Regions from separate parts of the Homo sapiens genome. Here regions 1 and 3 are each linked to region 2. Evidence: chromatin contacts called from ENCODE Hi-C or POLR2A ChIA-PET data. All regions are on one chromosome and are shown on one strand. The core of a region is the stretch at or near the end of the contact, and the rest is flanking DNA. Distances in the headings are between cores, read along the strand shown.

What was found. A loop is a pair of places that touch in the nucleus more often than their neighbours do. ChIA-PET counts read pairs that join two places held with the same protein, here RNA polymerase II (POLR2A). Pooled maps may share reads with other maps.
Region 1: a loop to region 2 is called in a pooled map, with 7 times the contacts of the local background. The contact joins two enhancer-like sites. A Hi-C loop is called at or near these places in 4 of 37 single-sample maps with no recorded cell type and 5 of 50 pooled maps.
Region 3: a pooled map shows a loop between it and region 2 (2.8-fold over the local background). The contact joins two enhancer-like sites. A Hi-C loop is called at or near these places in 1 of 37 single-sample maps with no recorded cell type and 6 of 50 pooled maps. POLR2A ChIA-PET finds 5 or more read pairs at or near these places in 1 of 52 experiments (OCI-LY7).

Annotation. Positions count from the first base shown.
Region 1 is chr6:145,864,029-145,867,968 of GRCh38, forward strand. All of the region lies in intron 2 of EPM2A-DT (EPM2A divergent transcript), which reads left to right. It also overlaps a transcript of SHPRH not described here. Among named protein-coding and RNA genes, the nearest start is that of FBXO30, 51 kb to the left of the region's middle. RefSeq lists an enhancer at 1,195-1,364. Within about 2 kb of position 1,268, at least 6 of the 41 ENCODE cell types and tissues checked have a DNase peak (open chromatin) inside an H3K27ac peak, as active enhancers do.
Region 2 is chr6:144,342,828-144,346,336 of GRCh38, forward strand. All of the region lies in intron 2 of UTRN (utrophin), which reads left to right. Among named protein-coding and RNA genes, the nearest start is that of UTRN, 59 kb to the left of the region's middle. RefSeq lists enhancers at 2,207-2,707, 2,708-3,208. Within about 2 kb of position 2,029, at least 18 of the 41 ENCODE cell types and tissues checked have a DNase peak (open chromatin) inside an H3K27ac peak, as active enhancers do; they include OCI-LY7, where a contact is called at or near this core.
Region 3 is chr6:142,845,212-142,848,787 of GRCh38, forward strand. The region is part of intron 1 of HIVEP2 (HIVEP zinc finger 2); the gene reads right to left. Among named protein-coding and RNA genes, the nearest start is that of HIVEP2, 98 kb to the right of the region's middle. RefSeq lists enhancers at 778-1,471, 1,528-1,577, 2,924-2,993, 3,564-3,576. Within about 2 kb of position 1,445, at least 37 of the 41 ENCODE cell types and tissues checked have a DNase peak (open chromatin) inside an H3K27ac peak, as active enhancers do; they include OCI-LY7, where a contact is called at or near this core.

The DNA of each region.
Region 1 (3,940 bases), core at 18-2,517, 1.5 Mb after region 2:
GTCCCAGGAAACCTGCAAAGCAAACCATCATATATAAACTTACATTTCTTTATGTGAGTGCTTTATTATTTCATCTTGTTGACAAATTAGATCACTTCCCCTCTCCTTGTCGTATGACCATAACTTAAGACAAATCTCTTAGGTCTATCATCTATATTCTCACTTCCTCATTTCTTTATTCTTCATGTTTCACAATTCCTTAATTTAGACCCTAATTTGGGTTTCTTAATGTTTATTCCTTACAGACATGTATTACTGAATAAGCCCCATAATTTTTACTTGTGCAAAACATCTCTAAATTGAAAAAGATGATAAAAAACAAATCAAAAAATTTTTAAAGTAAATAAAAAACAACTCACAAATCACCAAATCTCTCAACTGTAGAATGGCAGTTGTCAGGGACCAGGGGTGGGAGAATGGGGTGATGTCATGAAAACAAAATAACGCCTGTTCCTCAAAAAACCTGTGGAAATAAAAAATTAAAAATTAAAAAATAAAAAATAAAAACAGCAACAACAAAACAATAAAGCCTCTTGGAAAGAGGCTGTATTTAGCAATCTGGTACAAAGAAAGAAATTTTTTTTTTTTTTTTTTTGGGTAAGCCACTTAGCTTATGAACAAAATAATAGCCCATGAATTAAATTTTAAAATGTTTGGAGAATAAAGCTAAGGTTAAAAAAAAAGAGAAACTGCATTCTTTCCAAGTAAAAAGCCCAAAGGGATCAAAGTTTGATGATGCCCTAGATTCTGTGACAGTCTACACTGAAATAATTATTTGTTCCTTTTGAATTGCCACGTTTTAGGTCATTAGTAGTGAGCAAATGTATTAATGCCACTATCATTTTTTGCTAATGTTCTTCTTTCTTCAGCCTAGTAATTTGAAACTATCAAATAAAATTTATAAACACACACACTCACACACACACACACACACACACACACACACACACTTTGAGACCGTGGTGCCTTTCTATTTATTTCTAGTATGGAACATTCAGAAACATAAATTGTAACATTTTTGTAAACTGCTATAATTTCATTATTTGGATTGAACATCTTCTTGCCCATAATTGTGACCATCTCAGGTACCTGGCTTAAGCCTGTTAGTTAGTTCACATATTGGCATTGCTATAGATGGAATTATTTCCCCATGCAAATTCAACTATTGAAGTCCTAACCCCTAATGTTATGACGTTTAGAGATGGGGCCTTTGGGAGATATTAGATTTAGATGAGATTATGAAGGTGGAGCCCTCATGGTGAGATTAGTGCCATTATAAAGAGATACCAGAGAGCTTTCACTTTCTCTTTCCCATGTGAGGACATAGAAGTAGATGAAAAGATGGTTGCTAAAAAGAGTTCTCACCAGAACCCAACCATGTGACATCCTGATCTTGGACTGCCAGCCTCCAGAACTGTGTGAAAATGGATGAATAAATGAATGAACGAATAAAATCTATTGTTTCCACTGAGTCTATGGTATTTTGTTATGGCAGCCTGAGCTGACTAAGACAGGTGGCCTTTGACCCTGTTTAGGAGATTCCTGTCAGGATTTAGAAGCAGACGTTTAATTTCCATCACAGTTCAAGCTACTAGTCCAGCTGCAATAAGAAGCAACATGCATTTGAGTAAGTTCTGAAGCGGGCTTCATTTCAGGAGCTGTGCCTCAGTATGGGCAGAGGCCCGGGCAATCTCTCCAAGAGTTGGGTTCAGCTGCATCTTGGCTTACTGGCTGCCTCAGTGAGAATTTCTAAACAAAGCAGAATAGCAGGAAACCTCTGACCAGTTTACCTTTTATGCTTTCATTTCCTATTTTTTTTCTTTTTTGGTAACTTTCTTTGACTTAAGGTGACAAAAGAGCACCTTTTGCAGAAGCTAGGACAATGTGGTAGAGTGAAACAAACCTGAATTTGGTGTCAGAAAGTCTGAGATTCACATCCAGGCCCTATTTGGAAATCTATGCATTTATGCATCCTTCCTCTGGTGATCTGATTCCATGGAGCTATTTTACAACTCTTTGTTAAACTTACCTGGTAGTCACACAAATTCTGTCCTGTGCACCACAAGCTCTATTGACTTCCCTCTTCCTCACCTTTATCCCCAAGGGGGAAAAACAGTTGCTTTCATTTGCCATTAATTTCAATATTCTTTTATGCCATATAAATTTGTGCTTCTTGACTTCTTTTTTGAAATGGTTGTAACATCTGTCTGCTTCCCTCATTGAATGTGTTAAACAAAATCTTTAACGTCTATTCATTTTTATATCTGTATGAAAGTCACACTTTAACCTTTTTCTGAAAATTATTTTTTAACACCCAGCTTCCTCATTTGGAAAATGGGGATAATAATAACTCTCTTATCCTCCTTTCTACATTTCTGGGATTAAACGAGTTATAATTAACTGGATTGAAATGATCATTAAGGGTTGAAAATGTGTCTTATCTACTTTTGTTTTCCTAACACCTTGGAAAGAGAATCTGCACATCAAAGTGCTCTTTATGATAAAATACAAGACAAACAGGACGTGGTTTTATCATTATCAGACATTATTAGCAGCATGAGTGGCAGCAACCTCTGACCTCCTTTTGCAAGTGGCCAGAGGGTTCATGTCAGGTGGCATTCAAAGAGCCAAAGGTGTAGAAGTCTCACGCTGGGCCAACAGGGACGTAGATACTTGACAGTGGTTTCCAATTCCAGGGAGGAGGCCACTTATGGAAGAGAAGGCTTAAAGGAGACTGGAAGATTTGCTTCTTGAGTTCTGGGTCCTTTGCCACCAGAGATTCAGGGAACAAAAGTGTTTTCTCCACACAAACATTAGCTTGTCTAGTACACAATCACTTGTCACTTCTGGCCTTTGCCTGTGCTGATTGATGGGGGAAGGTAGACAGAGAGGGGACAGGGGCAACATTTCTGGTATGCAAAAATCTTACAGTGAATATAAAGATTTGTCAACACACTTCAAGGTTGCCAACAGATTGGCCAGATCTGTATTCTATTATTTATATTAAAAACACTTCAGTTCCAGCATATAAAATCTAAAACTTTTAAATGGGAAGTTAAAGCTCAAATTTGAGGTCACTATAGGGGAAATATTCTCTGCTATTTTTTAACTGTTTCAGTATTTTTAGTTTCACTTTTCTACTCTTCGTCACTCTCTGATCTCAGAAAGAACAGGTGCACTAAACATCTTGTTCATGAACATTACCAACTCAAGGTTCACAGGAAGGCAACTTGCATTCATTAGATGAGTATCCAAATTCATCCCTCTATCACACTGTAGTAGACTGATTAATGACCCCCAAAATACCAGGTCTTAATCCCTCCCTGTACATGTTATCTTATATGGAAAAATGACTCTTATAAAAGGAATTAAGCAAAGAATTTGAGATGGGGGAGATTATCCTGGATTAACCTGGTGGACCCTCCATGCAGTCACAGGTGTCACTACAAGAGAGAGGCAAAATGAAACAGGAGGATCACTTGAGTCCGGGAGGCTGAAGCTGCAGTGGGCTGTGATTGCACTGCTGAACGTGAACCTGGGCAACAGAGTCACACGCTGTCTTCAAAAAAGAATATATATATATATATATATATATATATATATAGAGAGAGAGAGAGAGAGAGAGAGAGAGAGAGAGAGAGAGAGGTGAAGGAAGATTTGACACAGACAGAAGAGAAAAGGCACTATAACCACAGAGGTAGTTTGGAGTATGTCACCATTAGCACCAGAAGCTGCCCTGGCAACACTTTGATTTTATCCCAGAAAAACTGATTTCAGTTTCTGCTCTCCAGAACTGAGAGAATTAATTCCTGCGGTTCTAAGCCACTCAGTTCATGGAAATTTGTTACAACACTCACAGGAATTAAATACAGATACCTCCACAAAAACTCTCTTCTAGACTAAAAACAAAACAAAACAACTTTGCCAAGTGCATTAGTTT
Region 2 (3,509 bases), core at 779-3,278:
ATAAAGTTTGATGCAAAAAAAGATCAATGGGTATTGACTATGGGACATCATCTGTATCACTGTGCTTTTCCCGGTCTCCCTCCCTGTGACAGTCCTAGAAGACAGGTGAAGTCAGCCCGTCCATTTTACAGATTTGGAGACTGAGGCTTAGAGAGAGAGAGAGAGTATTTTGCCAGAGTCATACAGCTACTAGTCTAAGGAAAATGCAGAGATGAGGAGGAGGAGCATAGGGGAGGTACTGTTAGTTTCTCTTTTCTGTATCATAGTACAGTAGCAGGATGAGAGACACCTTTGAATTCAAACCTGTGTGTATCCTGACAAAGATACATATTCTATGAAAAGTCTTTGCTAATAAGTAGAAGATTTCTATTTCACAACAAGCAAGAAAAAGAATGAGAGAAGGACTAGAAAGTAGATGTGATCATATGAATAATGATTTTCCTTGCTTTTTGCATGTATGTGGTGGACACATGCAGAAGTGACAGCAGGAGTTCGAGACCAGCCTGACCAACATGGTGAAATCCCGTCTCTACTAAACACACACACACACACACACACACACACACACACACACACACACACAATAGCCGGGCATGGTGGTGGGCACCTGTAATCCCAGCTACTTGGGAGGCTGAGGCACAAGAATGACTTGAACCCAGGAGGCGGAGGTTGCAGTGAGCTGAGATCATGCCATTGCACTCCAGCCTGGGTGACGAGTGAAAAAAAAATAATGATAATAAAGAGAGCAAGGTGACCACAAAAGAGAATAGGCTGGAAAAATTTGTCTAAATGGTGGCCTCTTCTCTTATAGCTGCATATGGTTAAGTTTATTTTTTCCCTAGTAGCGAATTCTAAGGGATGAAGAAGAAATCCTTTTCAGTTTTACTTCCCCAAGGTGTGTATAACTACTATAGTGAAATAATAAGTCCAATTTATTCTTTGAAGTATAGTTAATATGTAACGAAACTCCTAAGGCCAGTTGTATACCCAGGGCAAACGCCTTCTAACATCTTTATTTATCTACGCAGTGGGTAGGGAGGTGGGTGGAGTGCCCCTTCCCAGCTGATACTGTCAAAACAGGAAGCAAAGTTATAATCTCTGTCATAGGAACATGAATAGAGGCCCTTAGTTGTGACTATTAAAAAAACAAAAAACCTGCCTAAGGAGTTTTCACTGACTACAAAGTGTAACTTCCTCTCTGGTGTTTAGAGGAGGTGGGGTTAGGTTTAGTCAGATCCTCTCATGGGAAAAATAAAAGCCACCAAAAAAAAAAAAAAAAAAAACCCAAAATAACACAGGACATCCCAGTGTGCAGTTCGAAGGCTGCTTTTGTTGTCCACTTCCTCCACATCTTTTTCCTCATCATCTAAGCAGATGTAGGTGATGAGCGGCCTGGCAGCCACCACGTTTCATTGGAAAAAGTGCAGATTGGATTTGCCAGGGCATGTAGCTCTCCAGGCTTGCAAGCGATTACCAGGTAAGTTTGTCAACTTGCACGACTCCCAGCCAGTGAGGTTTTCTTAAGAAACGTCTATGAAGACAGGGTTCTTTCATTCAGTTTTGTTAAGTAACAAAGCTTAGGACCAGGCTGGTGACGGGAACAGACAGCCTGTCTTTCCTGCTGCCACGTCTGTTGTGGACCCTCAAGAGTAGAGACCAACGCTGTCTGCTTCACACTTCTCTTCAGGAAGTGATAATTCACCAGAGTTATTAGTTTCTTTGGAAGAAGCCTTCCAGGATCCCTATATTTGTGGTAGCAAATATGCTTCACTTTACCTCCCTGTATTTTCAAAATAGCTTACTCTGTGCTGTTTACTGCCATCTAGAGAAGAAGCCTCCTTTGTGGTGTTGAGTATTGGTAGACCTCATCCCATATTGTATTTGATTTACTCTGTTGGCTAAAAAGGCATTTTACTTCTTGAAATATTTAGTTTTGACCTGAGAAAGGGGAGAATAAAACGTTTGTACTTTGGGGGACAGTATGAGTGCTGGGGTTTCTGTTTCAGTGCAGGCTTGTCTATGAGACATGCATATGCATAACTTCATGCAGGGAAAGTGTCGTGCACTTTTCTCTCGCTGAAGTTTACTTCCGGGGTGACTTAGTTTTTCTGATCAGTTTAGATGTTCATATCTTGTTTAATGTATACATGTGTGTACTGGTTGTATGAGCTTTTGGAGGGGAAAAACCCCAAGTGATGTGTTTTATTCGATCATACATATCATGCATGAATGTTGTCACTATGAAAAAACTTTGAGACTGGTTGGTTTTCTTTTTCAATGTTTTCCTTTCTTGTGGAATTACTCTTTCCCTCTTAATGTTTTCCTTCTTAGCTTCAGTGAATGAGGTGGTAAGGGGTTGTAGCGTTGTCTCTGCAGAGCAAATTCAAACCAAAATGATTGGAGCAGCCCATATTTTCTTAGTGAATTGGGTTTCTTGAACAAGTGGCATAGGAGACTGGTGTGCTACAATTCTCATCATTAACTGTTACTTCTTTCTTAAATAACCATGTGATCCCAACACAACATCAAAATACCTCTCAGGGACCTGAATTAAAACTCCACGCGGGCCAGGCACAATGGCTCATACCTGTAATCCAAGCACTTTGGGAGGCTGCGGCATGAGGATCACTTGAGGCCTGGAGTTCGAGACCACTCTGGGCAACACAGGGAGATTCCATCTCTACAAAAAATTTAAAAATCAGCCAGGCATGGTGGCATGTGCCTGTGGTCCCAGCTACTTAGGAGACTGAGGTGGGAGGATAGCTTGAACCTAGGAGTTTGAGACTAGTGAGCCACGATCATGCCGCTGCATTCCAGTTTGGACAACAGAGGGATACCTTGTCTCAAAAACCTGCATAGGGGCAGCAATTGCAGGCTTGTGGCCTTTCGAAGATTTCCTTTGATTGTCACTAAATCCTCTCTCTTTCCCCACCATTAAGAGTCTCTGTGGTCAGCTAGTCTTCATCAAAGGGTCTTGCTACAAAGGGTCTAGGGTAACCTTAATGATTGAAATCAGAAGACAGCTAGAAGAAAAGTACAAACAAACCTTTAAATAATAAGCAGGCTTTGGCCGGGGGCGGTGGCTCACGCCTGTAATCCCAGCACTTTAGGAGGCCAAGGCAGGCGGATCACCTGAGGTCAGGAGTTCTAGACCAGCCTGGCCAACATGGTAAAACCTTGTCTCTACTAAAAATACAAAAATTAGTCGGGCGTGGTGGCACGTGCCTGTAATCCCAGCTACTTGGGAGGCTGAGGCAGGAGAATCACTTGAACCTGGGAGGTGGAGGTTGCAGTGAGCCAAGATCACACCATTGCACTCCAGCCTGGGTGAAAGAGCAAAACTCTGTCTCAAAAAAAAAAAAAATAAAATAAAAAAGCAGGCTTTTAAATGAGTAGCTACAGTGTTAAATATATTTAAATGCTGTGCTGGTTGAGTTCTGGTTCATTTAGATAACATTCTTTCCTGCCCTATGACCAATCAAAAGGCTTTAGGAAAATAGCATTTTTAA
Region 3 (3,576 bases), core at 195-2,694, 1.5 Mb before region 2:
GTTTTGCAAGAATAGAAGCAAGACTTCCTCCTCTGTGGGAAATATTAGTAATCCTATTAAGGCACAGTGCAAGGTGTGTCATAGACACTAGAAGCAGATATGGTTTACTTTCAGTTCTCTGAGGTGATTCTTATTGGAATTGAAGTGGCTCTTCTGAAAACAATTAATCAACAATAAGTTCTCTCTCCCTCCCTCTCTCTCTTTCTCTCTTCAAAGTGTGTGTGTGTATATATACGTATGTCTTTTGACTAATTATTAGGCGTAGTCCCATTTTTTTCTCCTTGGTACCTATCACTATAATCATCTGTGTTTCTGTGTCACCTGCTTTTAGAATTACACATGGATATTACCAGAAGTTACAGAGTTAAATTTGCAACAGCACAGACTTCTAACTACAAGCCTGGGACCATGGTGGAAACAAAGGTTCAGTTAAGGAAGATTTCCCGAGCCAGAATTGATGTCCTCACTAACCAGGCTGCCAGGCTTAAATCAAATGAAGGTCGATGCAATGTCCCCAGAGGAAGCTGTTCAACTCGCCGGGTCGGTTCCCCAGAGCCCTGCCAAGGAGGCTCCTCAGATTGACAGCGCCCTGGCAGAGCTGCTGTCTTCCCCAGGCAGAGAGGCCCTCCCCCGGACAACAAGCTGGGTGCAAACTCGTCTTCCGCAGACACCAAAAGAGAGCACAGCAAAGCTAAGCGACTGGGGACAGCCACTTGTGGCTGAGACAAAGGCAGGCTCCCCCTGCCGCAGGACGATCACTAGGACTGTCAGGCTGTCGAAATGTATATTGCAGACAGGACATCCCTCCTGGCATCCAGTGTGAGCGAAGTCCAGGCCACGGCAACAACAGCCTGGCCTGAGGACAGCCTGCACCACACATCAAAGCCAGAGGCCCTGGGAGGCTGGCCAGCCGCCAAAGACGCCTGAGAGCGGCAGGGGAGTGTGTTGCCTTAGGACAATAGCAAACTGGGACGTGGTAGAGTCTGTAAATTCCAAGCACTGGGGAGGTCTTCTCAGAGATTTTACCCTCTCCTGTCAGGGCTGTGATTTAATTTCCTTTGAAGAAAAAAAAAAAGAAAAAAGAAAAGAATATACATTCCCAAATCTTCTGTCTGCAAAGGCAGACACCACAACGCAAGCTTAATGCACTCTGGTCCTTCCCGGCCAGCGGCCACTGTCTAACACAATACAGCTAAGTGAGATGTGACATTCTCCCGGTCCCCTTAATAGGGCATTAAGTCTAAGGAGTACTTAAGATCATTTAAATGCAAACATCATTGTTCCATTGCTACTAGACTCCCAGATATTTCCCATCAATTCTGTTTAATTAGAGTAGCACCACACGTTAATTATAACCTGACAGTTTTATTGATTTCACAGGGCACATCATACAGTCCCATTTTAGGTACCAAGGACTTAAGGTGAAGCATGAACCTCTCAGTCACAAAGATGACTCAGCCTCTTGGGCTGATGAGGTTCTGATTCTTCTACCAGGAGAGGTTTACCCACTTGCTCAACAGAAATAGTTCAGTAATCATCTTATGTCCTCACTTATTTCACAGCGTTTTGCAAAACAACACATCAAAAACAAACTAAGGAAAAAAAAACCTGTAAGAGTGTAAAAGAAATATCCATCTCCCTCTGTTCTGTGGTCTTAATCTGCAATTCTTAAGGACCAGGATGAGGTGCTGTGAAGGCTACGCAGGTAAAGCTGGCACCAAACAGAAATATGGTGCACTTCTGCCCCTGAAGCGACTGGCCCCACTTTGAGAAGCCATGCTGTAAACATGCTCATTAGAACAGAGAGGACTGGTCAGTTTTCCTTTCAGAGGAAATGAATATGAGTTGAGATCACTCAACTCTAATCCACCCTGTACCTCAGGGTTATACTCCCAGCAGCACATGCTCCACTAAGCCAGCAGTTTGTCATAGCCCAGCGTGTCATCCATAATGGCATGTTGGGGGTGGAATCACTTCCAATTCCTCACTAATCTGGTGCGGGGAATGCCAAGGTACAGAGTTTTACTTGATTGCATAAAACATAGAGCTATTTTCAGCTTCCAAATCATCGTTCTGGCTCTTTCACCAGTCCTAAAGCCATATTACAACCCTTTAAAAACATCTTTTCTATTCGGTTTTCCCTTATTTTAATATAAGCAAACACTTAAAGTAATCCCACTAAGTCTCTGAAATATGAAGCCATGAAATGTTAGAAAAAAAAAAGACGAAAAAGAGTTTAAGAGTTTTACACATATTTGCGATTTAAAATGGTCACTGCTGCTATGGTAGTGGGACTTGAGTTATCTCCAAACTCCTTATAAAAACCCTGGGCAATTAACACTTAGCAGGACTTCGGTGCCTGATGACAAAATCAATTCTGTTATAGTCACACTTCGAAAAATGACTTTGAAGAGTAACAATAAATAATGAAAATTAAACAACTGCTAACTGATATAGGAAGAACTTCAGCTATTTCTGTAATAATTCCACTGGGATTTGTGCTGAACATTATAAAAACAGGATGTTTTGTTTGTTGTTCTTCATAAAAGACTACTGAACCAGTATAAGACTCCAAAATATATGAAGACTACAAATCTACATGAAGTCTACTAATATTAAAAAAAAGCTAAGTGGAATTTTTATTCATGTATTTAACATTTTTGCTCAATGTAAGATGACCTCAGGAAACATGTTTCTTATTTTTATGAAAGCCAAAAGGAAACACAGTTATATAACATAATTCTGCAATGGTTCAGCATCACAGTGCAGAGAACTTAATCCTAAATATAGGACTGTCACAAATCAGTCTTCACTGCTAAGACTTCTTATATTTAACATTAACAACGGATTATCCCATGGTAACCAGATACCTGTTCCATTTAGTTAGAGGCTAATCCTAACAACATAAGGATTCCAATAGCAAACTTTTTTCTAATGTTACCATCAATGAACTGTGATGAAGCTACTGCACCAAGAATGAACTTAATATTAGTGGATTTAGAGATAACTTAAAGTGGTATGATTAGCACACAAATACAGTCTTATCTATGGATGTGGGATGGGGGAAGGTATCACTTCTGTAAATGAAACCATTATTTTTTACTGCTTAAGTAAATGAAAACATTCATATCCTCTTTTCCTGACACACACAGCTGTATTTGGAAGTGTAGAAGAAATAGGGAGGAAGTATGTTTAGGAAAGAATTGCACCTGAATATTTTCCTAAAGGCTGGGCATGGTAGCTCACATCTGTAATCTCAGCACTTTGGGAAGCCAAGGTGGGAAGATTGTCTGAGCCCAGGAGTTCAAGACCAGCCTGAGCAACATAGTGAGACTCTGTCTCTAAAAATAAAAATTAAAAAAAAATTCAACTGGAGCATGGTGCACCTGCAGTCCCAGATACTCAGGTGGCTGAGGTGGGAGGATTGCTTGCATCTGGGAAGTTAAGATTGCAGTGAGCTGTGATTGTGCCACTGCACTCCAGCCTGGGCAACAGATCCAAACACTGTCTCAAAAAAAAAAAAATCTGAAACAAATAGTTGGGCTCTGCTCTGTCCATTCTGATGCTTTTGAAATA